5 separate regions of the Homo sapiens genome follow, and all the other regions are linked to region 2. A link is a loop called in an ENCODE intact Hi-C map of the cell type or tissue named here. Cell type or tissue: PC-9. All regions are shown on one strand.

Region 1 (5,000 bases), 300 kb before region 2:
AGAGCAGAGATCACGTTCTTTGTTATACAGTTTCAGAGTACAGTAGTCCTTTATTAGAGAGCATTTGATTCAGTTTATAATTACATGGTCACTGAGGGATCGTTTGGGTAATGTGTGTCTCCCCTACTAGATTTTCAGCTCCATGAGAAAAAGAATTGTATTTCCTTTTTAATTCTCATTATATCCCCAGCAATTTAGCAGCATCTGCTATGTAGAAGGTTACATATGAAAACACACAGAAAGCATTGGGTGTCTTTTTTTTCCTTCAAATAGGAAAGAAAAAGAAGAAGAAAACATGGTTATAACCATATGAAGCTACTGCCAGGACGATATGTTAATAAAATAAATTTAAGAAAAGATTTGTTAAAATCAAAAGAGGAAAAATATTTGTAGAATTATAAAATCTTATGTGGTAAGGGATATTGTGGGTCATCTGGTCCACCTAAGCTTAACTATACTCCTGTCAAATGTATGAATATCTTTAGTAAATATCTTTTGTTATTTTACATTTTTAAAAATAACTTTTTATATCAAACCGTTAAAAATTCAAAAAAAAATCAATTCTCCATCTTCAGAAACTGATTGTTATATAAAGAATTTAGTATAATGCATGATTCACAGTGATAGTTATAATAACTACTACTAGTAGGAGTATTACCAGGAAACCTCTAAGTTGTAGTGCATCATTTTGATAAGAACATGTGTTTTGGATCATTTAAAAAAAGGGGATTAAATTATAACTCTGCCTCTAAATGGCAATACATCTTTGAGCAATTTTCCTAATATCTCCAAACTTCAGGGTTTTTTTTCTCCTGGCATTCAATAAACGGTAGCCAATCATGGTTATAATATAACAACAACAGTGAGGATGAATAAGAATCTGTGTTTATTCTCAAAGCGCTCACAGCTCAGCAGGGACATGGATACAAACTCCAATTCTGCGCAGTAAATGCAACAATGGAAGCACGCCACCAAGAATGAGAGAGTGACTCTCAGGCCTGGTCTATTGGGGGAGGAAAGAGTTTTTTTAAAAAGTAATTAAAAGGAATTCTCCAGGCTAATTAAGCAAAAAAGGCATCCTGGGTGGAAGAACACTGCCATGCATGCTTGCTATGATCCAGCAGAGTATTCCAAGGTGCAGCATGGCAGGTGATGGGCTGAAGATCCTAGGATACCTTTTGTGTCATGATAAGATACACAGATTTCATTCTGCAAGTAATGAGGAGCCCGTGAAGGGTTTTAAAGGGGTAAAGAAACAATCAGGCTTATCTTTTAGGAAAATCAGCTGGGGAGTCATATTAGAAGGGGTGAGCCCTGGGGCAGGAAGACCAGTCAGGCTAGTGGATGGAAGAGGTGATGAGGGTCTAAACTGGGAAGAGTAGTGTGGGCCTGGAGAGGTGAGAATGACTCATGGCAGTTCAGAAAGAGTGTCAACAAGATTGAGTGATGAGGAGTACAGAGGGAAGAGCGCCATCCAAGATGACTCAGGAACACTCATAACTTGCTTGGCAGACTGAGTGGGTAGACAAACAAATATGGTTCATGGTTCAGTGGAGAAAATACAGAAGGGAGCTGCGGGGGAGGTGGGGGTGAGAGGTTTAGTTGTAGACATAATTGAGGTCTCCATACCTGCGAGCCACCAGGAGAAAGGAGAAGATGTCCCATAGGCACATGGGACATCAGAAGAACTGATTCTGGGTCAGGGAATCCCATTATGGAGCCACCAGTTGGTTCAGGGAAAGACTGTGATGTGAAAAGGGGTAAGTGCCAAGTACAGAATGCTGGAGATACCAGCCCATGAGGAGACATGGAGACGAATCGTGGAACAGGCAGAGAAATCTAGGCAAGAATGGGGCTATGGAAGCCGAAAGAATAAAGTATTTCACAAAGAAGGAACTGAGCAACTATGAAAAAGGTGCAGAGAAAACAAACAAGATAAAGAATGGGGACTGTTCACTAAGTCAGGTAGCACAAAACCACTTGTCACTTTTGCCTATGGTGTTTCAGTGGAAAGGGAAAGGTAGGAAAGATGGCAGTGGATGGAGAAGTAGATGGGTGGTGGACAGAGAGACTGTGATACTGTAATAGACAAGTCTATTGAGATGGTCAGTTAAAGAAGAAAAATGAAGAATATGTTTTAAATGTCTCTCAAGATATCTTTAAATACATTTGTGTATTTTCCTAAATTTGAAAAAAAAAAAAGTCCTTAATATCTGCTTCATCTAAGCAGAAAGATCACCTGAGGTCAGGAGTTCAAGACCAACCTAGTCACATGGTGAAACTCCATCTCTACTAAAAATACAAAAATTAGCTAGCATGGTGACATACACCTGCAATCCCAGCTCCTCTGGAGGCTGAGGCAAGAGAATCGCTTGAACCCAGGAGGTGGAGGTTGCAGTAAGCCGAGATCACGCCACTGCACTCCAGCCCAGGCGACAGAGCAAGACTCTGTCTCAAAAAAAGAAAAAAGAAAAATCATCCAAGGGACAATTTATCCTTAACCATACAAAACTTACAGCCTCAAGAGGAAGATGAGCTTTGGCTACTGTTTTCTAGAGAAAATTGGTCCTAAAAATCATTACTTTGTAATGATTGTCACAATTTCTCAACACATCTTGATTAAAAGAAAACGATAGATTCCTAATTCAAGGCGCTTCATAGTGCCATCTATGCGTTGCAGTTACAAAATCTTCACCTTCTAGTTCTGTTAATACTGGCTTTGCAATGTCCTCACACCTGTTCTTTCTCGTCCTTTCCCACGGTCCTTACAATAAAACTGTTTATTTTTTAAAAACTGCATGCCTTTTTAAAAAAAAGTTCATATTGAAATGTCTTAACAATCTTTATCCAAAAGAGGGCGCAAATTTCTCATGAAATATAGTGCGGTATTTTACAAAATGTCTTTGCTGCTAGTGGTATTTAAATTTCACAGCTGCTGTAAGTTAATGCAGAAACACTATTCCTGCAGCATGTGCATGTGAATCCTGTCCTGTTGTGTGTGTGCTAATTAAGAGCCTTTTGCTTCTTTAGAAGAGTTTCAGAGCAGAGCTAAGGCTTGCTGAAGTAAAGAAGTAAGTTGAAGCTAACATTTTTTCTATTCTGGGTAGCCATATCAAATTAAGATAGAATATTTTAAAATTAAACATTAAGTGGGGGAAAAGAAAACCTCTCTGTTTACAATCTTCTAATTTTAGGATGTATTTCCATTCTACCACAGATTAAAGAATGCCTAATGAAGTTAATATAGTTCAGACTTTGTGTGGGGTTGGTTAATAGCTAATCAGTTTTGGGGGGGTTGTTGGTTATTTGTTTTGTTGCCAGAGCTGGAAACATTCATAATTCAATGAATACCCAGTATGCACGGCTCTTCTTGCGTACAGGAGGCAGTATGAATTGCGAACAGAGGGGATCAAGTGAATTCTGGTCTCAGCTATTACTGTAGCTTGAGTCCCACCATAATTTGTGTACGTTTTCTGATGGGGATGATATGCCAAAAAGGTGCTGAAGTAGAATTGGGTGTCATAAATATGAACTATGCAAATGGAAGGAAGTGCAAAGACGAAACCATTTTTTCAATGGTAGTAATATACCACAAGTTTCCCTTACTTAACAGAAATTCATTTAACCAAATTCTTTACTTGAAATATATAAATTAGGGTACCACTTCACTCCACAGAATGGCATTTCCAAATTTGAAGTCCTGTGCTTATTCTTGCTTCTGTAACTGGCTTGAATTCCAAATTCCAGGTTTTCCATCATAACTACCTGCCTGGTAATTTGCTGGGGTGCGGTAGCCATGAACACTCACCCACGAGTAACAAACACTCACCGGGGTAATTTGGATTGGCTTCCAGCCCCTAAAAGTGAAACCAATTATAAGTAGAGAATCCCTGAAACTTTATCTGCCAATTGATAAGCACTGGTGGCTATCAACTAGAACCCAAAACTACATCCTTCAGTGGCAACATACAAACAGCACTAAATGAGGGCAAATGCAGAGCTAAATTCATAGCCCTTTTTATGCACCAGTCTAAAACAACGTTGCCAAGAAGATCTGCAGAAATTTTTGGTAGAGAACCAACATGACAACAAGAGCCAAGCATTATTTCCAGCTTTCATTTGATTACAAATCTGTGACCCATTGACAAACTGTTTATTTCTTTTTTTTTTTTTTTTTTTTTTTTTTTTGAGACATGCAATGGCACAATCTTGGCTCACTGCAACCTCTGCTTCCTGGGTTGAGGCGATTCTCCTGCCTCAGCCTCCAGAGTAGCTGGCACCTTACAGGCGCCCACCACCACGCCTGGCTAGTTTTTTTGTATTTTTTGTAGAGACAGGGTTTCACTATATTGGCCAGGCTGGTCTTGAACCCCTGACCTCATGATCCACCCACCTTGGACTCCCAAAGTGCTGAGATTACAGGCATGAGCCACCACACCCAGCCAACAAACTGTTTCTATGAATTACCAACAAGCATTCATACCTCCTCTCCATATGTGATGATAGAGTGATATCAATTGATTCATCATATTGATTTCCTCTTGTCAGTGGCCAAACCTGCCTTCATCACGCACCCCATGCAGCTGCAAGGTCAATGTGTGTGTTCGCTCTGAAATCCTCACGCTGCATCTTGGCCAGCTTCCTCCTTTCCTGACCATAAGATCTGATCTCTTCTTCTATAGGGTAGAGCCTGGATCACATTTTCTTTTCTGAATTTCTGAGGCCATGACTCCTCCTCTTCCTCTGCCTATTGCTATAGCCAACACCGTTGTCCTGCTGTACCCGCTTATGGCAACAACCCTAATGCCTTAGATTCCATTCCTGTAGACTCCACAGAGAAGGCGATTTTTAAGTACTCAAGTTGTTTGATAATGCTGAACTTTGTAACATTTCTCTCTTTTTTTGAGATGGAGTCTCGCTCTGTCGCTCAGGCTGGAGTGCAGTGGCACAATCTCGGCTCACTGCAACCACCGCCTCCTGGGTTCAAGTGATTCTCTGGC
Region 2 (5,000 bases):
CCTTCTCTCCCTCCTCCCTTTGTCATCCTACTTCTCTCCCTTTAAAAAAAGTCATATCATACCACTTACAGAATATTTTCTTATGAATTGAAATAGTATCTTTATCTATACTAAATTATTATACATACATGGGTGTGTATAATGAACTTTTTGAACACACCAAGAAAACTTTTTTTTTTTAAAGGAAAACTTTTTTTTTTTTTTAAAGTCAAGATGAAACAATTTCACGTTTATATGAGACAGTTTATACATAATCATTTCGGCTTCCCTAAACAGTAAAGCTGAGGAAAATGAGAACTGTATTCTGAACCACTGGGAAGAATTATTGAGAGTATTAGCCAATATAATCTAGTGAAAGTCTCTAACACACTGACCCGAACACAATAGGAGTTCAGGGGGTTTTTTAAGAAAGAGTGAAGAATAGGGAGACACAGGCAGCACTGACAGGGAAAGAGAATTACAGGACAATCAAGAAGTTTGTATCAGCTTTAAAAAATAAATTCAGCACATTTGTTGAACACTTATGTAGGGCAATGAAATGCCAAGGTAGCCACAGTTTTTTTCATAAAAGGAATTGAAGCAAATCTAATCCAAGTCATTCTCCAGCCCATGATTAAACATACTAGAACCACAAACACGTGGGGAAACCTCTGTTATATATGAGATTAATTTTGGAGATAGGAAATGATATTTTTAGTTAGCTATGTAAAGCTTTTATTAATTTTTAGGACTTGCTCAAATTTTCACATTTAGGAAATTCAGTGCAATCTTAAAGACAAACACTCCTTTTACTTTTATTTTTCACCTCTATGTTGTGTCAGGAGACTAATGTTACACTATCTATCCATATAGAGTTATGAGCTGAAGCTGTATCCATGGGGAAACAGATTATCTATGTTTTAAACTTGTAAGCTTAGTCTACACAAAAATACACCTTTAAATTATGCCACAGACTTTCTTAAAGAAATTCTTAATCATTTTATAAATTCACTAAGAAATGAGTCTGTAGTCTATTCTAATCTCATTAATGCAACGCATGTTTCAGACATCACAACACGTTGATGACTTACTTGTATCTTGCTTCTTGTTTTCAAGATGATCTAATAGTTGTCTTATCTCAGCATCATACTCCACCCATTCTGGGACAATTCTGGCAGCAGCTTTTAGTTTGGATTCTTTTGTTTTGGGATTATTGCACTAAAAGTTTAAGTAAATTTTGTTAATGAAAGACCATGCTCCTGGAAACATAAGGACAATGCTGTGTCACTAGGGCAAACAAAATACATTTTATAAAAAGCAGAGTCCTACTAAGTACTGGAAGTTTAATACACACAGGATCAGGTGAAATGATATATCACAACTTATGTATGTAATAATTGCTTAATACAAATACCTCAATCAGAAATTTAAATAAAAATTGTTGAAAGACATTCTGATGACTCATAAGTCTGTCAAAAAAAAATTATGTAAAACTTTTTGACAAAAGATCTAATTACATTACCACTATGTAGAAGAACATAGCAGACTAGTGTGCTTTGTAGGCACAGTAGAAAAACATGGAAATGGCATCTCGGTTCTCAGGGTTCCAACTCCATATTTACTAGTAGTAGGATGTGTATGTATCACATAATTATGTGTGTGTGTAGGGTGTGTAGCTTAATTTATTCAACTGCAAAAGAAATTAAAATAGGAAAATCTCTAAGGTTCCATCAATACACAATCAGTTTAAACTATTGAGTACTACTATAGAGTTTCTTGGGAAATTAAAGTTAAAAGCAAAAATTATAGAAGGTTGATAAGAGTCTGACACACTATGTATCTGAAGGTACAGCTGAAAGGATCTGCTGATATATTGGACGTGAGCTGTAAGTAAAGAGAGGCATCAAAGAAAGACAAAGCCACCAGTACCTTTGGCTTGAGCAATATAAAAAATGGATTTGCCATTTACTGAGACAGAAGACAATGGGAGCAGTATAAACTTCATCAAGTAATAAAGGAAGCCCATTCACTATTTACAAAGAATTAAGGCAGGAAGCAACTTGAAGCTCACTTCTGGTGACATTTTCTCCACTTGCTTTCCTCTTATTTCTTAGGGGAAAGCTATTAGTCATGAGCCGTGAGCCTGTTGTCTTAACCCTTTCCTCACCAAATATTTTCAGTTGATTCATTATGGATTTCTTTTCCATAGTGACATATTCCTGAGGTAAGTGGACAACACAATTTTCCTTGCAGAAATTAACTTTATAGGCAATGTCTTCTATATAGTGAAGATAATGGGACTAATTCTTTTTTTAATTCTGTCATACTATTAAAAAAATAAAAATATTATGTTTTGTTTAGCTATTTGTACTACATTGGGTTTGTGTGTGTGTGTGTGTGTATGTGTGTGCTCATGCATACACTCTATAAGCTTTATTAGTGTTTCTTAACTGGGTAATCATGCCCCTCGGGGAGCTTTGGCAAAGTCTGGAGAAAATGTGTGATGGCCGGGGAGTGGTGGGGTGCTACTGCCATCTAGTGGACAGAGGCCAGAAATGCTGCTGAATACCCAACAATGCACAGGAAAACCCCTGTAACAAAGAATTCTCCACTCCTCAATGCCAATAGTACTGAGGCTGAAAAACTCTGAGATGGAAAGTTGAGAGAGTATAATGACATTCATAAACATTTTCATTCCCACCTTCAATATTATTAGTCATGCTCTTTTCTTCTGTTAGGCCATTTCCTTGGGAATTTTCTGCATTCTCTTTTCTCCTCCATGAAGAATAGCATGTTCTCTCATTCTACTCTTAGTGTTTCTATGAGGGAGACGGGCTGAACACCAAAATTTGTGCCACTTCTCCTTTTCCTGGGTATTGGTATTGCTATTGCTAGGAAGTAGCTGTCCATCCAGGAATGCCATTTCTCAGCTCCTGTTACATCTAGATATGGCCACGTGACCAACTCCCACCAAGGGGCCATGCCTTTAGGATTCAAGATATATGTTCTCCACACTTTTTTTCCCCTTCCCTCCAGATTGGTACTATCCAATACAAATGCAATGAAAACCATACACATAATTTGTGGGTTTTTTCACTAGAAAAATACTAAATTTTTCTAGTAGCCATGTATAAAAATGTAAGAGGAATAGGTGAAATAAATTTTAATACTATATTTTATTCAACCCAATATATCCAAAATACTAAGTCAACATGTAATCAATACAAAAATTAGTAATGAGATATATGTTATTTTCATTGTATTGAGTATTCAAAATCTGGTGTGTACTTTATACCTTACAGCACATCTCAATTCAGAATAGCAACATGTTAAGGGCTCAACAGCCACATAAGGCAAGTGGCTACTGCACTGGAAGAAGCAGTTACAGGTGGACAAAAAGTACTCCCTGAGACATGGCACACAGGAGGGCTACTCAATGACGGAGATATCCACTTAGGTCTGCTGCTGGAATGAGTATGAAGCCACTGAATTTTGGGGGTTTGTTATGGTAGCTCATGTTAGTCTAAGTACTAAAGATCCCAAAATGACCTACACCACTACTGTATGAGCCACAACAGAACCCTAACAACATATTAGTAGTTGTGTTCAATAATGTTCTTGGCCTCTCTTTATGAAATTCCCTTGCTTACCTCTTAAAAATGCCTTTTTATTTGTTTCTGCTATATTCTACCAACTATGATTACATTCTAACATGCTGGCATGCTATTTTTAAAATATGTATTTCTATACATGTCTGAAAAAGTTCCTATATTTTGTTTTCCTGCTCTTTTTTGTTCAAAATTGTGTGAATTCTAACATTTTAATAGCTTATTCGTCAGTGAAGATCTTGTAAACAATTTTCTACACTTAGCACATTAAAAACAATATACTAGGAAAAAAACTTATTATACCTACTAAAGACAAGGTAGTAGTGGAATATAAAATCTAAATGGACAACAAATAAATTACTTTGAAATATTTTATGTTTAGGAGAGTTAAACTGCACAGCATAAACTGCTTTAAATGAAAATCTAGGAAAAATAATCTCTTAAAAATAAGTAAGAAAAAAGCATGTATGATATATTTTAAGTAGACAAAATTGTCTTGTTTGCCTTTATTTGGGGGAAAATATTGGCAGGATAACTAAACTGAAGACATGTCAAGATGATAGCTAATCCACAAACATTTTCAGCTAGCTCTCAGCCCTTTTTTTTTGTTTGTTTGTTTTTTTGAAATGGAGTTTTGCTCTTGTCTCCAGGCTGGAGTGTAGTGGCGCCATCTCCGCTCTCTGCAACCTCTGCCTCCCAGGTTCAAGCAATTCTCCTGCCTCAGCCTCCTGAGTAGCTGGGACTACAGGCATGTGCCACCACGCCCAGCTAATTTTTTGTAATTTTAGTAGAGATGGGGTTTCATCATGTTAGCAACGCTGGTCTCGAAGTCCTGACCTGAGGTGATCCACCTGCCTCGGCCTCTTAAAGTGCAGGGATTACAGGCGTAAGCCACCGTGCCCAGCCCTCTAAGCCTTTTTTTCAAAAGTCCTTTTGCAGAAAAGAGTTAATACAGAAAGCCTGAAATTGCTATTCTTAGAAAGACCTGCTTGTAAGTTTGGCTCCTCGCTGGCATCTGGGAACACAGGGTTCAGGATGGTTCTCACCATTCCTTTATAAGAGTAACTCACTGTGTCTAAATTATCTGTGCAAAGGTGTTTATGCTAAACACTTGCTTTCCTCCTGAGTGCTGGAAATTTAGGTGTGTCTCAGGCAGACAGTGCTATATGGTCACCAGCCCCCAGTAAAACCCCTGGACACTGGGGTTTCTAATAAATGTCCTTAGTAGGTAATACTTCACACTGGTTGTGGAATCTCTTATTGCTTGAGGAATGAAGCTTGTCCCGTGTGATATCACAGAGAAAGGACTCTTGGAATCTTGCACCTGATTTTCTCTTTGCCCCATGTGCCTTTTCCCTTTGCTGACTTTGCTTTATATCCTTTCACTGTGATAAATCAAGCCATGAATATGAT
Region 3 (5,000 bases), 210 kb before region 2:
GAGGCGAGTAGACACAGCCATGGAGAATCCACATATAATGTGTATGTCATCAGATCCCACTTAGGGACTACAGAAATGCTATAGCCTAGAGGCTCAGGAGAACTTTCTGAAAGCGGTACCTGCCCCCCTGGCTGAATACTAAAGAATGAGTAAAAGACAGGTCCCGAAAACTGGGAGCTGCAGGACAGGCAGGAAAGCAGCCAGAACCGAGGAAAAAGACAGAAGGGCATGTTCTGAGAGGCATGGGCTGCTGGGCCGCTGGAGTGCCAGGAAAGCAAAGAACAGAGAAAGATGGCCCAGGGCCCAGAATCCGAAGGACCCTGCGTGCTGGTAGGAAGTCCGGAATAAGGGTCACTGAAGGACTTCAGACAGGACAGGGACATGGTCAGCCTGACTGCAGTGGAGCAGGTAGATTTGGGTCAGGGAGGAAACATGTGAGCACTGAAGCAAGAAGCAGTGGTCCCTGTTTCCAAAGTCTACTTACCTTTTTTAGAATGACCCAGGCTTTTAAAAAAGAATCCTGAATTCATAAGCTCTCATCTCTATTTGCTTCCTAGTTTAAAAAAATTGTTCCCCTAAACCGCTGTCACTTCCAAATGAAAGTGATTATGTTTGATAAATGTAACAGATCATCAGCTGACCAGTTAGCAGTGTGTGTGTGTGTGTGTGTGTGTGTGTGTGTGTGTGTGTGTGTGTGTGTATTTATTTATTTATTTTTTGAGACTGAGTATCACTCTTGTTGCCCAGACTGGAGTGCAATGGCGTGATCTCAGCTCACTGCAACCTCTGCCTCTTGGGTTCAAGCAATTCTCCTGCCTCAGCCCTCCGAGAAGCTGGGATTACAGGCATCTGCTACCACGCCCAGTTAATTGAGCCGAGGTGGGCGGATCACCTGAGGTCAGGAGTTCAAGATCAGCCTGGCCAATATGGTGAAACCCCGTTTCTACTAAAAATACAGTTAGCAGTATATTTAAACTCTAAAATTAAATCTGGTGCTTCAATATGCCCTTCTACACCTTTTGAAATTGAGAGCTACATCTGAAAGATGAAAAATGAATAGCTAGGTTATACTAACCAATTCAAATTGACTTTATGGAGAGAAGAAACAAAACAGTTCTGCCAACTGTTGTGTATGCTATTTGCCAACAGCAAGCATGTAACAAACACCTCTTATGATTTAGGCATGCTGTAGGAGAAAAATAACAGCTAGTCACCTTCAGGGTTACTAAAAAAGACAAACACTTTTTCTGCAGATGACACTCACTGTAAATTACTTCACTAAGAAAAAGGAAGGCATCCACTGCAGCTGTCACCCACTTGCACGTACCTGACTATCAAGAAGCTGCATGACATTATGGAAATCCTGGGGATATGGAGAACGGTCTTCTTTAAACTCGTGTGCATCTTTTAATGTGCCTATGTTGGACTTGATCTGCATATTGGACTTCTGGATTTCTGACAGTTGCTATAAGATAAAATTCAAGCTCAGTACTACAGTTAGACTTTCATAAGATGGAAACAGAGAATAAAATCAGGGAGCACATAGCTGTGTTTTAAATCTGACTGCCCTCTTGGACGCTCCTGGACGCTCTTGGACGCTTCTCCTGCTTCTGCTTCCCTGTGGTTTTACTGGTTTGTTTCTACTGCTTGCTGGTCTTCCTATCAGAATATGTACAGGGTGAAAAAAGGGGAAGGAAAATCTAACTTTCTAATCTTAAACGAGTCTAATTTTTTTTTTTTTTTTGGAGACAGGGTCTCATTCTGTTGCCCAGGCTAGAGTGCAGTGATATGATCATGGCTCACTGCAGCCTCAACCCCCTGGGTTCAAGCAATCCTTCCACCTCAGCCTCCTAGGTAGCTGGGACTACAGGCGTGCACCACCACACCCAGATAATTTTTGTATTTTTTTTGTAGAGACAGGGTTTTGCCATGTTGCCCAGGCTGGTCTCAAACTCCTGGGCTCACACAACAATCTGCCTACCTCAGCCTCCCAAAGTGCTGGGATTACAGGTGTGAGCCACCAGGCCCAGCTGGGGCTTAAAATTTTTTATGGGCACTTAATAGGTACCAGAAACAGAAGAACTGAATGCACCTGGTTCTTAAGCTAGTTTAGTGAGAGGCCAACACTGTCCAGGGACCACATCAGTAAATCCACTGGGGACATAACGTTTTTAATTTTACCCTTTTCTTTTCATATTATTCCCAATGTTACTCATGGCAAAAACCCTCAGAAAACCACAGAAGGTAACACATTAACTTCAAAAACAAAAGTATGGGGGAGCGCACGTCTCCTCTCCTCAGTGTAGGCTGCTCATAGTGACTTCATTTCAGAAAGGACAGCAGGGAAAGGAGGAAAAAAGAGAAAATCTTCAGTGGAGAAACCTGACAAACACTACCACAGCCAGGTAGCCAAGGTCAATAGCAACAGTTATAAGTCATGCAGATTCGTAACACAAAGTCTCAGACAAAACATTCAACTCTACTGCTCCCACACAAAAATGCCACAGACAGAGCGTAAATTACCAAACATGGCTGTGTTTCAATAAAACTTCACTCATGACACTGAAATGTGAACTTTAATGAAATTTTCCTGTGTCACAAAATAGTCTTCTTTTTTTCCAATGTTTTAAAAATTTAAAAACTGGCTGGGCACAGTGGCCCACAAATGTAATCCCAGCACTTTGGGAGGCCCAAGTGGGAGGATCACTTGAGGCCAGGAGTTCGACACCATCCTGGCCAACATGGTGAAACCGTCTCTACTAAAAATACAAAAATTAGCTGGGTGTGGTGGCATGTGCCTGTAACGCCAGCTACTCAGGAGGCTGAAGCACGAGAATCACTTGAACCCAGGAGGCAGAGGTTGCAGTGAGCTGAGATTGTGCCACTACACTCCAGACTGGGCAACAGAGAGAGACTCTGTCTTGAAAAAAATAAAAAGTAAAAATGTAAAAACTATTCTTATGTCAGAGGCCATTCAAAAACAGGTGGTATGCTGGACTTGGTTCATGGGCCATTCGCCAAATCTCACGCTAGAGTTTAAAGAGTTTTAGGAAAGCCCTCAGGTGAATTCCAAAAATCTCTATTTTCGTTTATAAAACTTGTTGGCCCCTAGAGGGAGCTCAAGGACCTTCGCTCAGCTCCCTTCCTTTCTCCGTTTTCCCCAAAGAAGACTCAGGTCAAGTCTAACCAGGGAGCTTAGAATTCTTAGAAGGACACTGATTGATTGGCTGCTTTCTAAAGAAGCAGCTCAGGTATCATCTATGCATGAGGCTGGGGCTGTATGGACCAGGGCTGTTCCCACAAGGGAGAGGGGCTCACTTAGCCATAACTTGCTTGCTTTAGAGACCCCACCTGGGCCTGGGTTGAGGAGGGAGCCTGGCAAAGGTTCTTAGCCTTTCTGGGTCTGCTTCTTTCCCTTCCCACTGGACAATGGAAAGTTCCAAAACTCAGGGAGGAGTTTACAGTTCAAGGCTAACCTAACCAGATAAGAAAAGAGGGACCATCATAGAAGAGGGTCTTCTATATCTCACCACGAGTGTTCTGCACTGAAGTTTAAGGCCAAAGCTCCCATTCTCAGCAAAACATCTCTGACTCACTCTGTCTCCTCTATGCCTCCCTCAAGACTCTCAGGGAGAAGAATGTCTGCACGAGGGTAACATAAAGTAACTGCTGGATCCCCTGGCCTTAATGCCATCCTAACACCACCTCTCAAGGCAATCAATACCATAAGAACTTCTAGGTTTAATACTTACATATTCTAATGCTGAATTCTTCGAAGTTAATTCTTTAAATTCCTTCATAAACATCTCCTTGACTTTTTCCATTTCATCAACTAGTTTCTCCTTTTCTTCTTCTTTCCACCTGTCAAATAACTTCAAAAAGTCTTCCTCTTTTGTTTTCTGCATTTCATATTCCTGAAATTATTTTAATACACATCTTTAAAAGTTCTGGTCTGAAGAAAATAAGCAATATTTAAAATAAAAGTTCATAGCATCACTTCAAAAATGTTAGCTAGTATTGCTTATTTCAGTGAGGCTTGTAACAACATTTCCTATCATGGCAGGTCTGTGCACAATGATTTTTCTAAACTAAAGGCAGCACACAGAATCCTCTTGTCCTTACATCCCTTAAAATACCAACACAGACGCCCAAAGCCTCCAGCTTTTTGTGTTCTATGAACTTGTATAAAAGTCATGCCATAATATATAAAATGTAAATATACTTTAAAGAAAACATATATTGAGCAATAAAAGAACATTTGTTGGCACCATAACAATTTGGATAGTGTAACTTCATCCCACCCCCAGAAAATACAAATTCAGATTTACAGGAGCTAAATTCAAGGTCAGCACTTGATTTCTCAATGACCTTCAGGGTTTTTAAAATCTAAATTGAGAACTTGAACGACACTATATGCCAACTAGCCCTAACACACATATACAGAACTCTGTACCCAACAATAGCAGAATATACATTCTTCTCAAGTGCACATGGAATATTTACCAGGAAGACCTTTTTTTAAGTCCATAAAGTGTTTCTCAGATTTAAAAAGATCAAAATCATGCAAAGATTCTTCTCTGATCACAATAGAATTAAGCCAGAAATCAGTAACAGAAGGGAACTGGAAAAGTAGCAAATACGTGGAAAGTAAACAACGTGCTCTTAAACAACCAATGGGTTAAGGAAAAACTCACTAGGGAAATTGGAAGATACTGTGAGGTTAATGAAAATGAAAACACAACATACCAAGATTCATGAGATGCAGCCAAATCAGTGCTCAGAAATAAATTTACAGCTGTAAGAGCCTACATTTAAAAAGAAGAAAGGTCCAGGTGTGATGGCTATGCCTGTAGTCCCAACAGTTTGGGAGGCCACGGTGGAACGATCACTTGATCTCAGGAGTTTGAGACCATCCTGGGAAACATTGTGAGACCTCATCTCTACCAAAAATTAAAAAAAAAAAAAAATTAGCCAGGTATGGTGGTACGTGCCTGTAATCC
Region 4 (5,000 bases), 340 kb before region 2:
ATTGATTATTCTTAGGTTTGGTCATTTAACATAATCCCAGACTTCTTGGAGGCTTTGTTCATATTTTATTATTCTTTTTTCTAGGTCTTTGTTGGATTGTGTTAATTTGAAGACCTTGTCTTCAAGCTCTGAATTTCTTTCTTCTGCTTGTTCAATTCTATTGCTGAGACTTTCCAAAGCACCTGACATTTCTAAAAGTATGTCCAAAATTTCCTGAATTTTTAAATTATTTTTTTCTGTAAGCTATCTATTTCCTTGAATATTTCTCCCTTTACTTCTTGTATCATTTTCTGGATACTTTTGCATTGGGCTTCTCCTTTCTCTGGTCCCTCCCTGATTAGCTTAATAACTAACCTCCTGAATTCTTTTTCAGGTAAATCCGGGATTTCTTCTTGGTTTGGATCCATTGCTGGTGAACTAGTGTGATTTTTTGGGGATACTGAACAGCCTTGTTTTGTCATATTACCAGGGTTGATTGTCTGGCTCCTTCTCACTTGGATAGGCTCTGTCAGAGGGAAGGTCTAGGGCTGAAGGCTGTTGTTCAGATTCTTTTGTCCCATGGGGTGTTCCCTTGATGTAGTACACCCCCCTTTTTCCTGTGGATGTGGCTTCCTGTGAGCCAAACTGCAGTGATTATTGTCTCTTTTCTGGGTCTAGCCACCCAGTGAGTCTAGCCAGCTCCAGGCTGGTACTGGAGGTTGTCTGCACAGAGTCCTGTGATGTGAACCGTCTGTGGGTCTCTCAGCCATGGATACCAGCACCTGTTCCAGTGGAGGTGGAGGAGGGTATAATGGACTCCGTGAGGGTCCTTAACTTCGGTGGTTTAATGCTCTATTTTTGTGCTGGTTGGCCTCCTGCCAGGAGGTGGTGCTTTCCAGAAAGCATCAGCTGTAGTCATGTGGAAAGGGACTGGTGGTGGGTGGGGCCCTAGAACTCCCAAGATTAAATGCCCTTTGTCTTTCCCTACCAGGGCGGGTAGGGAAGGACCATAAGGTGGGGGCGGGGCTGGGTGTGTCTGAGCTCAGACTCTCCTTGGGCAGGTCTTGCTTCAGCTGCTGTGGGGGATGGGGGTGGGATTCCTAGGTCACTGGAATTGTGTACCTAGGAGGATTATGGCTGCCTCTGTTGAGTCATACAGGTTGTCAGGGAAGTTGGGGAAGGCTGGCAATCACAGGCCTCACCCAGCTCCCACAGAAACCGAAGGGTCGGCCTCACTCCCACCGTGCCTCCCCCAACAGCCTCGAGTCTGTTTCCTGGTGGAGGGTGAGATGGGCTTGAAAACTTGCCCAAGGCTTTTTCCCTTCCAGCTGTGGAAGAAAAGGGCTTCAGTTCTTCCCCCTGCATGTGAAGTCTGCACACCAGATTCATGCTCTCCCCTAGGTTCTGGTCAGGAGGCTTCTTGCCCCTTTCAAATTGTTATAAAGTTCAGCTAGAGAATTCCTTCTCCCTATGGAGTTTTACCCCCTTCTCCTCTGGCCACCCTCCTGATGGATCCCTGTGGTGTCAGGCAGGAATGGGCTGCTTGGGGACCCAACGAGCTCCCAGGACCTTTCTGCTGCTTCCTCTACCCTTGTATTTTGCTCGGCTCAGCTCTCTAACTTGACTCAGCTTGAGGTAAAGTTGGAAACTTCTCCCAAAAACAGACCTTCCGCTTCCCCAGTGGTGATGTGTGTTTGGAAGAGGAGGGTCCCCCTTTCCCACTTCCGCAGTTGGGGCACTCACAGTATTTGGGGTGTCTCCTGTGTCCTGCAGGGGCAGTCCGCTTCCTTCAGAGGGTCTGCGGCTCCTCTCAGGATTGCTGGTTTGTTCTTGCAGTTGATCTGGAGGGTTATTCTCCAGCTGAGGGTAAGGGTCAGTGGACCCTGCAACTCTGCAGTTCCACCTCTGCCACCCCTGCCGCTACCGCCAAGCCAGTGACCTCAGGTACCTTCCCTGCCCCACCCACCCAGACGGGTGCCCCTTCCTTGCCAGCCCAGGTGCACCCACCTGGCCCTAATTTTTTTTTTATTGTGCTAAAAAATACATGTTATAACTTTGCATTTTAATCATGTTTAAGTATACAGTTCAGTGGTATTAAAGACATCCGCATTGTTATGCAACCATCACCACCACCCATCTCCAGAAAAGAGTTCTTACAAAACTAAAACTCTGGACCCATTAGATGGTAACTCCCCACTTCCCCTCCCCCAGTCTCTGGTAATCATCATTCTACTTTTTGTCTCTGTGAATCTGACACTCTAGATACCCTATATATTTGCCTACCCCCACTTTTTTTTTTTTTTTTTTGAGACACAGTCTCACTCTGTCACCTAGGCTGGAGTACAATGGCATGATCTTGGCTCCACTGCAACCTCCACCTTCCGGGTTCAAGAGATTCTCCTGTCTCAGTCTCCCGAGTAGCTGGAATTACAGGCACATGCCACCACGCCCAGCTAATTTTTGTATTTTTTGTAGAGATGGGGTTTCATCATGTTGGCCAGGCTGGTCTCAAACTTCTGGCCTCAAGTATTCAGCCCGCCTCAGCTTCCCAAAGTGCTGGGATTACAGGTGTGAGGCACCATGCCCGGCCATATTTGTCCTTTTGTGTCTGGCTTATTTCACTTAGCACGTTTTCAAGGTTCATCCACGTTGTGCATGTATCAAAATTGCTAATACTATTTTAAATCATGTTACACATATCATTTTCGCTCATTCATAAATATCTTACTATGTGTCTCTAAAAGATAAAGACGTTTTAACATAACCACAATACCAATGTCACACCTAAAAATAAACAATTAAAAAATAATAGGAAATAAAAAAGGTAGTAATTCCTTACTACCATCAAATACCCTTCCAGTGTTCAAATTTTGAATTGCCTCATAAAAGATAGATTCTCCACCGTTCTTGAGTACAGAATTCCTGTTTAATTTGTCCTGACAACCTTCCTCTCCCCATAGTAGCTGTCTTGCACACAAAAGATGCTGTCATACTACATTTCACCAATAGGTGGCACGAATAATCATGACATTTGCTAAATCCAGTTGGTATTTACACAAGAGGAAACATCATTTGCAGAAAGTTGGCAATTATAGGTAAATATACAAACACAGAAATTGAAAATAGCCTGTTTGCTCTATGTAACACGCATAAAACCTGAATACATCCCAATTCTAAGGGATAATTATTGATATCATTCAAACTTTCTATTTGTTTTAAGGAGAACATGGAAAACGTATTTCTTGGTGTTGACGTTTATCTCTACAATGTCAACATTTTTAGTGTTAAATAATTGAGGCCAGTTATGTTTATTTATTCTTCCGCTTAATAAAAGAAAAAGTAAATAGAATCTACTTGTACAATTGATTGCTGTGTTAAATGCCCGTTACAAATGTATTGTCTGAATTGTATTAAGTGTACTTATCTCTGAATAAAACAGTTGCTTTCCCAAACTTCCTCTAGCGTGTTCTGAAGAACAGAGAATCTTAGGATGGTAGATACGGACAGGGCCTTTAAGACCACCTAGTCTGGCCCCATCATCTGACAGATGAACAGACATGAAACCTCATCGTAAGATCACACAACACCTTGATGGCTTTTGTGTAATTTGTTATCTTTCTGCCAGCAATCTCACCTTCTCCCCTCCACCCCTACTCTTAAAAAACTAACTGCTTGGTAAAATTAATATTTCATTTTAAGGATGCAAAACCCAAATTGTGCAATTAATCCTCCCTTTCTTGTCCTTTCAATATAATTAATTAATTAATTAATTAATTTTTTTTTTTAGATGGAGTCTCTCTCTGTTGCCCAGGCTGGAGTGCAGTGGTGCAATCTCAGCTCACTGCAACCTCCACCTCCTGAGTTCAAGCGATGCTTCTGCCTCAACCTCCTGAGTAGCTGGGACCACAGGAACATGCCACAACCTCTGGCTAATTTTTGTATTTTTTTGTAGTGACGGGGTTTCATCATGTTGGCCAGGCTGGTCTCGAAGTCCTGACCTCAAGTGATCTGTCCGTCTTGGCTTCCCAAAGTGCTGGGATTACAGGCGTGAGCCACCGTGCCCTGCCCCTTTGCATATATTTAGCAAATATTTATTGGGTATTACCAGGACTAAACAAGATCTTGTTCCCTTGGTCAACTGAGCCTTTTATTTGAGTCCATGTCTTGTAATTTCCTAGAAAGAAATGAAGCTCGGCCAGGCGCGGTGGCTCAAGCCTGTAATCCCAGCACTTTGGGAGGCCGAGGTGGGTGGATCATGAGGTCAGGAGATCGAGGCCATCCTGGCTAACACAGTGAAACCCCGTCTCTACTAAAAATATAAAAATTTAGCCGGGCATAGTGGCGCGCGCCTGTAATCCCAGCTACTTGGGAGGCTGAGGCAGGAGAATGGTGTGAACCCGGGAGGCGGAGCTTGCAGTGAGCCGAGATTGCGCCACTGCACTCTAGCCTGGGCGACAGAGCCAGACTCCACCTCAAAAAAAAAAAAAAAGAAAAGAAAGAAAGAAAGAAAGAAATGAAGCTAACTTTAGGAAATCAGCCTGTAAGGAATTTCTAATGGGCAGTAAATATGACGCTTTTCAGCCCAGATAACATAATAATTCTGAGTCATTTTTTATCCTATCCTCCTATATTCAAATTAACATTTAATACTGGACTGTTCTTTCTGTTCTTAAAATCAGCTCCTCCAGCCAGGACAGGCCCTAAACTCTGCTCTTGAAAGTAGGTTCTCACCAAATTTATCCCAAGAACAACTTCCTTTTATCTTCCCCAGATGTTCCGGAATATTTGGGCTCTTTTCCCTGAAATGGCACTTCCCACATGTTGGATACGGCCCTTTGCCCTTTCTCAGGCTGTGTCTGCATTCTTCTCTCCTCTTTTCAACTACCAAACCCTCGCCTATACAACTTTATGGCTTCATTGGGCAGTTCATCCCACCTGGTAAATAAGCACACATTCACGTCTGACGCATATGCTTCACTTCCAGTAGTACCTTCCAGTGTGTTCTTTGAGATATTCATAAG
Region 5 (5,000 bases), 360 kb before region 2:
ACAACAGAAATGTATTTCCCACGGTTCTGGAGGGTGGGAAGTAAGTCCAAGGTCAAGGTGCTGATGGATTTGGTGTCCGGTGAGGGCTGCTTTCTGATTCACAGGTGAGTCTTCTCTCTGTGTCCTCACGTGGTGGCAGAAGTGAGGCAGCTCTCCGGAGCCTTCTGTATAAGGGCACTAATCCCATTAATGGGGGCTCCACCCTCAAGATCTAATCACCTCCCGAAGGCCCCACCTCCCAACGCCATCACCTTGGGCATTTGGATTTCAACGTGTGAATTTTGGAGGGACACAGATATTCAGACCATAGCAGCTGTGGGTGAAGATTCAAAGACTCAGAAACAGATGGGACCTCCCAGGCAGTGTGTGAAGGGCAAGGCTGGAACCCTGAACACCAGTGACAAGTAGGAGATGGAGAGAGAAAGGAGGATGCTACCATGTGGATGAAAAGGGGCTTTAACACATATTGCTCAGGTGGCCTCACTATGAAATAACAGGACAGATGAAGTCACTGAGTCTCGGGGGCACCTTCACAATCTCTCACAGCTGTTAGTGGCAGAGCCAGGTCTCCAAGTTCAGAATTTTTCTCCCTACATTTGTTCACTTATTCATTCAACAGTCACTGATTGTGCTCTTTTCTGTGTGTGTACAGGGTCTTGTGTTCATACCATGAGCAGCATAGCAGGGACCCAAGCAAGACTGGGAGGAGAGGCGGGATGCAGACAAGTTGGGAACCAGCCACGCCTCTCCTCCTAGCAGGGGAGTTGCTCTAATAGGTTTTAATTTTATTCAGCTTTGGTGAGGCCAATAGATCAGATGATGACTCTCACTGAAGAGAGAGTTTCTTACTCTCAGATCTAAGAGAAGTGGGCACGCCACGCCATGCAGGGACACCCGGGGCAGCACGAGGGCTGGTCAAGAGGCAGAGGGAGAAGAGAACGTGGCCAGAGCCCTTATTATGGTTTCCACAGGAAAGAGTGGGCAAGGCAGGGTTAGCTAGCTCAGGACTGGCTAGTTTAAATCATTTCAGCAGGCTCTGGGGCATACAGGCTGTTCCTATTTGTCAGATACCTGGTCCTGGGTGATTAGGGCAGGGGGATAGTGGCCTGGAGTGTGAGAGCCAGATAAGGGAATTGGTTGGGATGCGAGCTCTGGGTTGGTTTTCATTTGAAAAGCATATCACCCGGAGGACTCCTTCCAGGGGGAGGGGGACAGTGAGGGAGACATATTATTGGGTTGCACAGAGCAAGGTGTGTCCTGCAGATGCACGCGGGGCAGATGTTAAAGCATCAGGTTTACAGAAAGGAGAAACATGGTTAATACAGAAGCAGAAAAGGAATGCAAAACAGAGAACAACTGCAAAGGTGCACATGCGGAAACACAGGTTGATGTCCTGCCAACCCTACTGTGGATGGTCTGTGGACCAGCAGCACCTGGGACTTAGAGAGGCAGCGTCTCAACCCCTCACCCCAGACTGAACGAATCTGAATCTGCAACACCCTCAGGTAACCCATATGTATCTTAAGCCATGATAAGTACTGGCATCAGCTGCAGACAGGCCCGTGGACAGATGGAGGAGGAGGAGGAAAACGTGTGGTTCGTTAGGGAGGCTTCTTGGAGGAGTCCTCTAACAATGAAAGCCAGCTTTCATGTGAAAAGAAATGAGATCTTTTGCCTAAAACAGTGGTTCTCAAAATTGGCTGCAAATTGGAATCACCTGTTGTGTTTTAAAAAGCTCTGGAGGCCAGGCACAGTGGCTCATGCCTATAATTCCAGCACTTTGGGAGGCTGAGGCTGGCAGATCACTTGAGTCAGAAGTTCAAGACCAGCCTGGCCAACATGGCAAAACACCATATCAACTAAAATAGAAAAAAAAAATAGCTGGACATGGTGGTGCATGCCTGTAGTCCCAGCTACTTGGGAGGCTGAGGCATGAGAATCGCTTGAGCCCAGGGAGCTGAGGTTGCAGTGAGCCAAGATCGCACCACTGCACTCCAGCCTGGACAACAGAGTGAGACTCTGTCTCAAAAATAAATAAGCAAGTAAATAAATAAATATAAAAAGCACTGATCCCTGCTTCCAAACACTGGAGATTCAGATTTAATTGAGATAAGGCCAGGATGTAGAGCGTTTACAGAACTCCCCAGGTGATTTAAACATACAGCCATGTTAGAGAACCACTGGCCTTTGCCATACGGAAGATATAATGTGCTGTACCAGGACCAGAGAACAGAGAAACAGAGGAATCAGATGGTTTGAGAGCAAGACCAGGAGTGTGCAGGTCTGCCCGGTGGGTGGGGTGAACAGGGAGGGTGCGCCTAGGATCCTTCTCCCCTCCCATCCCCATTTGGCTTCCTGGGCCACGTTCCTCAGCGCTTCGTTGGTTCTTACCCGGATGCTTGTATTCTGCTTCCCCCTAGTGGTGACTTGCAGTATGGCACAGCTGTCGCTGGCGGTTTCATTAAGGTTCCGCGTTCATCACTAACTTGTGACAGTGAGTTACAGCCTGTGGTCTCGACAGGTGGGATCATCCTAAGAATCATGTCCTGTGAGCATCTTCGCCATGTGACTTCAGGAGTTGCTCCCTCACAAGGAGCCTCAGGGAGTTATAGGTCACTGGCCAAGCACTGCCCTGGCACAGGGCTGCAACTGCAGCCTAAGTGGCTTCCTGTGCGTAAGGTTTAAGGAACTTTCATTTTATTAGCCAGTGGTTAAGTGCCTGTGAGAGCAATCATCAGCAGGTGCAGTGGTAGAAGATAACAAGCTTCCTAATAAATAGTGGCCACCGGCCGGGTGCAGTGGCTCATGCCTGTAATCCCAGCACTTTGGGAGGCCGAGGCAGGCAGATCACGAGGTCAGGAGTTCAAGAACAGCCTGGTCAACATGGTGAAACCGTATCTCTACTAAAAATATAAAAATTAGCCGGGTGTGGTGGCGGGTGCCTGTAATCCCAACTACTTGGGAGGCTGAGGCAGGGAAAATTGCTTGAACCTGGGAGGCAGAGGTTGCAGTGACCTGAGATCACACCACTGCACTCCAGTCTGGGTGACAGAGCAAGACTCCATCTCGGGGGGAAAAAAAGTGGCCACCACTTAAATCTTTGTAGCAAGAATGGGTTTTACTTAATTATCACATTTCATTCCAATGACAAGCCTGAAGGTATTAGGATTGTCAAATATTTTTATTGCAAATATGCATTACTAAGGCTATTTTTTAAAAAATACTTCGCTATATAAAGTCATATTCTTCTCTGAGATGGACATTTAGCAAAAATAAAGTCACAGACTTAACATTATAGTCATGAATAAATGTTTTAAAATTATGAGGGAGAAAGAACATTAACTAGAGAAAATGTTGCTACATCACTTTCAAAATAAGCACATATTTTAAACAGACATGGTTTGCAGAAGAGGATTCTCATCTTACAGATAAGAAAACAAACCTGGAGACCTTAAGGAACTTGATCAAGGTCACATAGCCAGTGACAGATGCAGGGTTTGAACCCACATTGGCTGGACAGCACTGTCTGTATGTACAGCTCCTCCCACATCCCCTGCAAGAGTCCAGGGGTTCTCACCTGCTCAAGGGTTTGCAACAGAGACTTCACTTGAATCCCTGATTGAGTCTCTGGTTCCTCCAAGCTCCCCTAGTTCCTCTTTGTATTAGTCCATCTTCACACTGCTAATAAAGACATACCCAAGACTGGGGAATTTATAAAGGAAGGAGGTTTAATGGACTCACAGTTCCACATGGCTAGGGAGGCCTCACAATCATGGTGGAAGGTGAAGGAGGAACGTCACATCCTACATGGTGGCAGGGAAGAGAAAACTTGTGCGGGGGAGCTCCTTCTTATAGAACCATCAGATCTTGTGAGACTCACGATCACAAAAACAGCATGGGAATGACCCGCCCCCATGATTCAATTACCTCCCACCGGGTCCCTCCCACGACACATGGGAATTGTAGGAGCTATAATTCAAAATGAGATTTGAGTGGGGTCACAGCCAAACCATATCTCTCTTCTTTCCAGTTTCACATTGACTCAGACACTTCCTTCGGTAGAGCAGTCTCTGAAGGCCCTGTATTAGAGGAGAATGCCCTTGCCCAATCCTGGCAGAAAACCTCTCTCCACAGCTCACACCCAGAGCTGGGCTCAGGCCAGATGCGGAAGAGAGATAATGAGAGAAATAGGAAGCGTCTGAAGCTGGCAGCCATTGTGGTCCCCTGAGCTGGCTGGTTCCTTTTCTTCTCCCCTGAAGCTCCTGCCCACTGGGAGCCAGCTCCTGTCCACCCTACCCCAGTTTCAAGAGTTCCTAAAACTCTGGTGTGAACCAGAACCACTGGGAAACTTGTTAGAATGCAGATCCCTTGGCTCCACCCTCAAAAATTCTGATTCAGGATAATCAAAAACGGGACCCAGGAATTTGCATTTTAAGCAAACAACCCACGTGAATTCTGCTGCATGGGGTCCTCAGAACACACGTTGAGAAATATTCAATAGACACGCTATTCACATTCAAGAGTACCAATGAAGGCCCATAAGCTATGTTGAAATACTTAGAAGTTATCTATCAAGTGAATAAACTGTCAAATATATATACATAACTACATGGCAGGCTAGAATTCCTGGGCTCTATAGCCCAAGCCAGAAGGTAATGGGACAGCAAGAGCTAACCCCCAGCTGCCATCCTTCCCCTTTGTCTTCCCACTTTATGCCATGAGGAACTTGCTTCTTGAGCAAGAGGACACACCATCCATAAATTCAAGCACAGGCACTCTCCGTCCACCCTGTAACAGCTGCATCTTGACCACCTATTGGGCTAGAATGGACCCCAGAGAGGAAGCTGGCATTGACCCTGGAGGCAGAAAATTCCCAGGCACTCAGAGCATGGCCTAGATGGGGAAGAGTTTCCAGGAGGACGCATGCCCTTGACCTTGCAGACTCATAATTTTAAAACATTTATGACTAACTATAATGTTAAATCTGTGACTCAGTGCGG

The links. Hi-C counts contacts between places; a loop is a spot of excess contacts. Peaks named below come from ENCODE experiments on the same cell type or tissue, not always from the same donor. Only the 100,000 strongest peaks of a DNase experiment are listed, where the experiment ranks them.
Region 1: it touches region 2 in a loop (10-fold over the local background); 56 of 110 quality-filtered maps call a loop at or near these places.
Region 3: a loop joins it to region 2, with 8 times the contacts of the local background. A loop is called at or near these places in 102 of 110 quality-filtered maps.
Region 4: it touches region 2 in a loop (10-fold over the local background); 33 of 110 quality-filtered maps call a loop at or near these places.
Region 5: a loop joins it to region 2, with 5 times the contacts of the local background. A loop is called at or near these places in 5 of 110 quality-filtered maps.

Annotation. Positions count from the first base shown.
Region 1 is chr13:95,533,994-95,538,993 of GRCh38, forward strand. It overlaps a transcript of CLDN10 not described here. Among named protein-coding and RNA genes, the nearest start is that of CLDN10-AS1, 2.6 kb to the left of the region's middle. RefSeq lists an enhancer at 1,302-1,596. In PC-9, a CTCF peak has its summit at 2,860 (motif pointing right); DNase peaks (open chromatin) are centred at 1,438 and 2,830; H3K27ac peaks cover 1,488 bases.
Region 2 is chr13:95,831,857-95,836,856 of GRCh38, forward strand. UGGT2 (UDP-glucose glycoprotein glucosyltransferase 2) reads right to left here. Exons shown (of 39, transcript NM_020121.4): 38 at 1,071-1,197. Among named protein-coding and RNA genes, the nearest start is that of DNAJC3, 160 kb to the left of the region's middle. In PC-9, CTCF peaks have their summits at 2,506 (motif pointing left) and 2,707; DNase peaks (open chromatin) are centred at 1,455, 2,035 and 2,465; H3K27ac peaks cover 660 bases.
Region 3 is chr13:95,621,016-95,626,015 of GRCh38, forward strand. It overlaps DZIP1 (DAZ interacting zinc finger protein 1), which reads right to left. Exons shown (of 23, transcript NM_198968.4): 8 at 3,753-3,914; 9 at 1,328-1,465. Among named protein-coding and RNA genes, the nearest start is that of DZIP1, 21 kb to the right of the region's middle. In PC-9, CTCF peaks have their summits at 3,111 (motif pointing right) and 3,312; a DNase peak (open chromatin) is centred at 3,126.
Region 4 is chr13:95,491,291-95,496,290 of GRCh38, forward strand. The region is part of intron 3 of CLDN10-AS1 (CLDN10 antisense RNA 1); the gene reads right to left. It also overlaps a transcript of CLDN10 not described here. Among named protein-coding and RNA genes, the nearest start is that of CLDN10-AS1, 40 kb to the right of the region's middle. RefSeq lists an enhancer at 906-1,406. In PC-9, CTCF peaks have their summits at 3,000 (motif pointing right) and 3,200; DNase peaks (open chromatin) are centred at 1,071 and 2,981; H3K27ac peaks cover 689 bases.
Region 5 is chr13:95,476,282-95,481,281 of GRCh38, forward strand. It overlaps CLDN10-AS1 (CLDN10 antisense RNA 1), which reads right to left. Exons shown (of 4, transcript NR_046533.1): 4 at 3,163-3,681. It also overlaps a transcript of CLDN10 not described here. Among named protein-coding and RNA genes, the nearest start is that of CLDN10-AS1, 55 kb to the right of the region's middle. RefSeq lists enhancers at 2,327-2,686, 4,025-4,104. In PC-9, CTCF peaks have their summits at 2,447 (motif pointing left) and 2,650; a DNase peak (open chromatin) is centred at 2,600; H3K4me3 peaks cover 449 bases.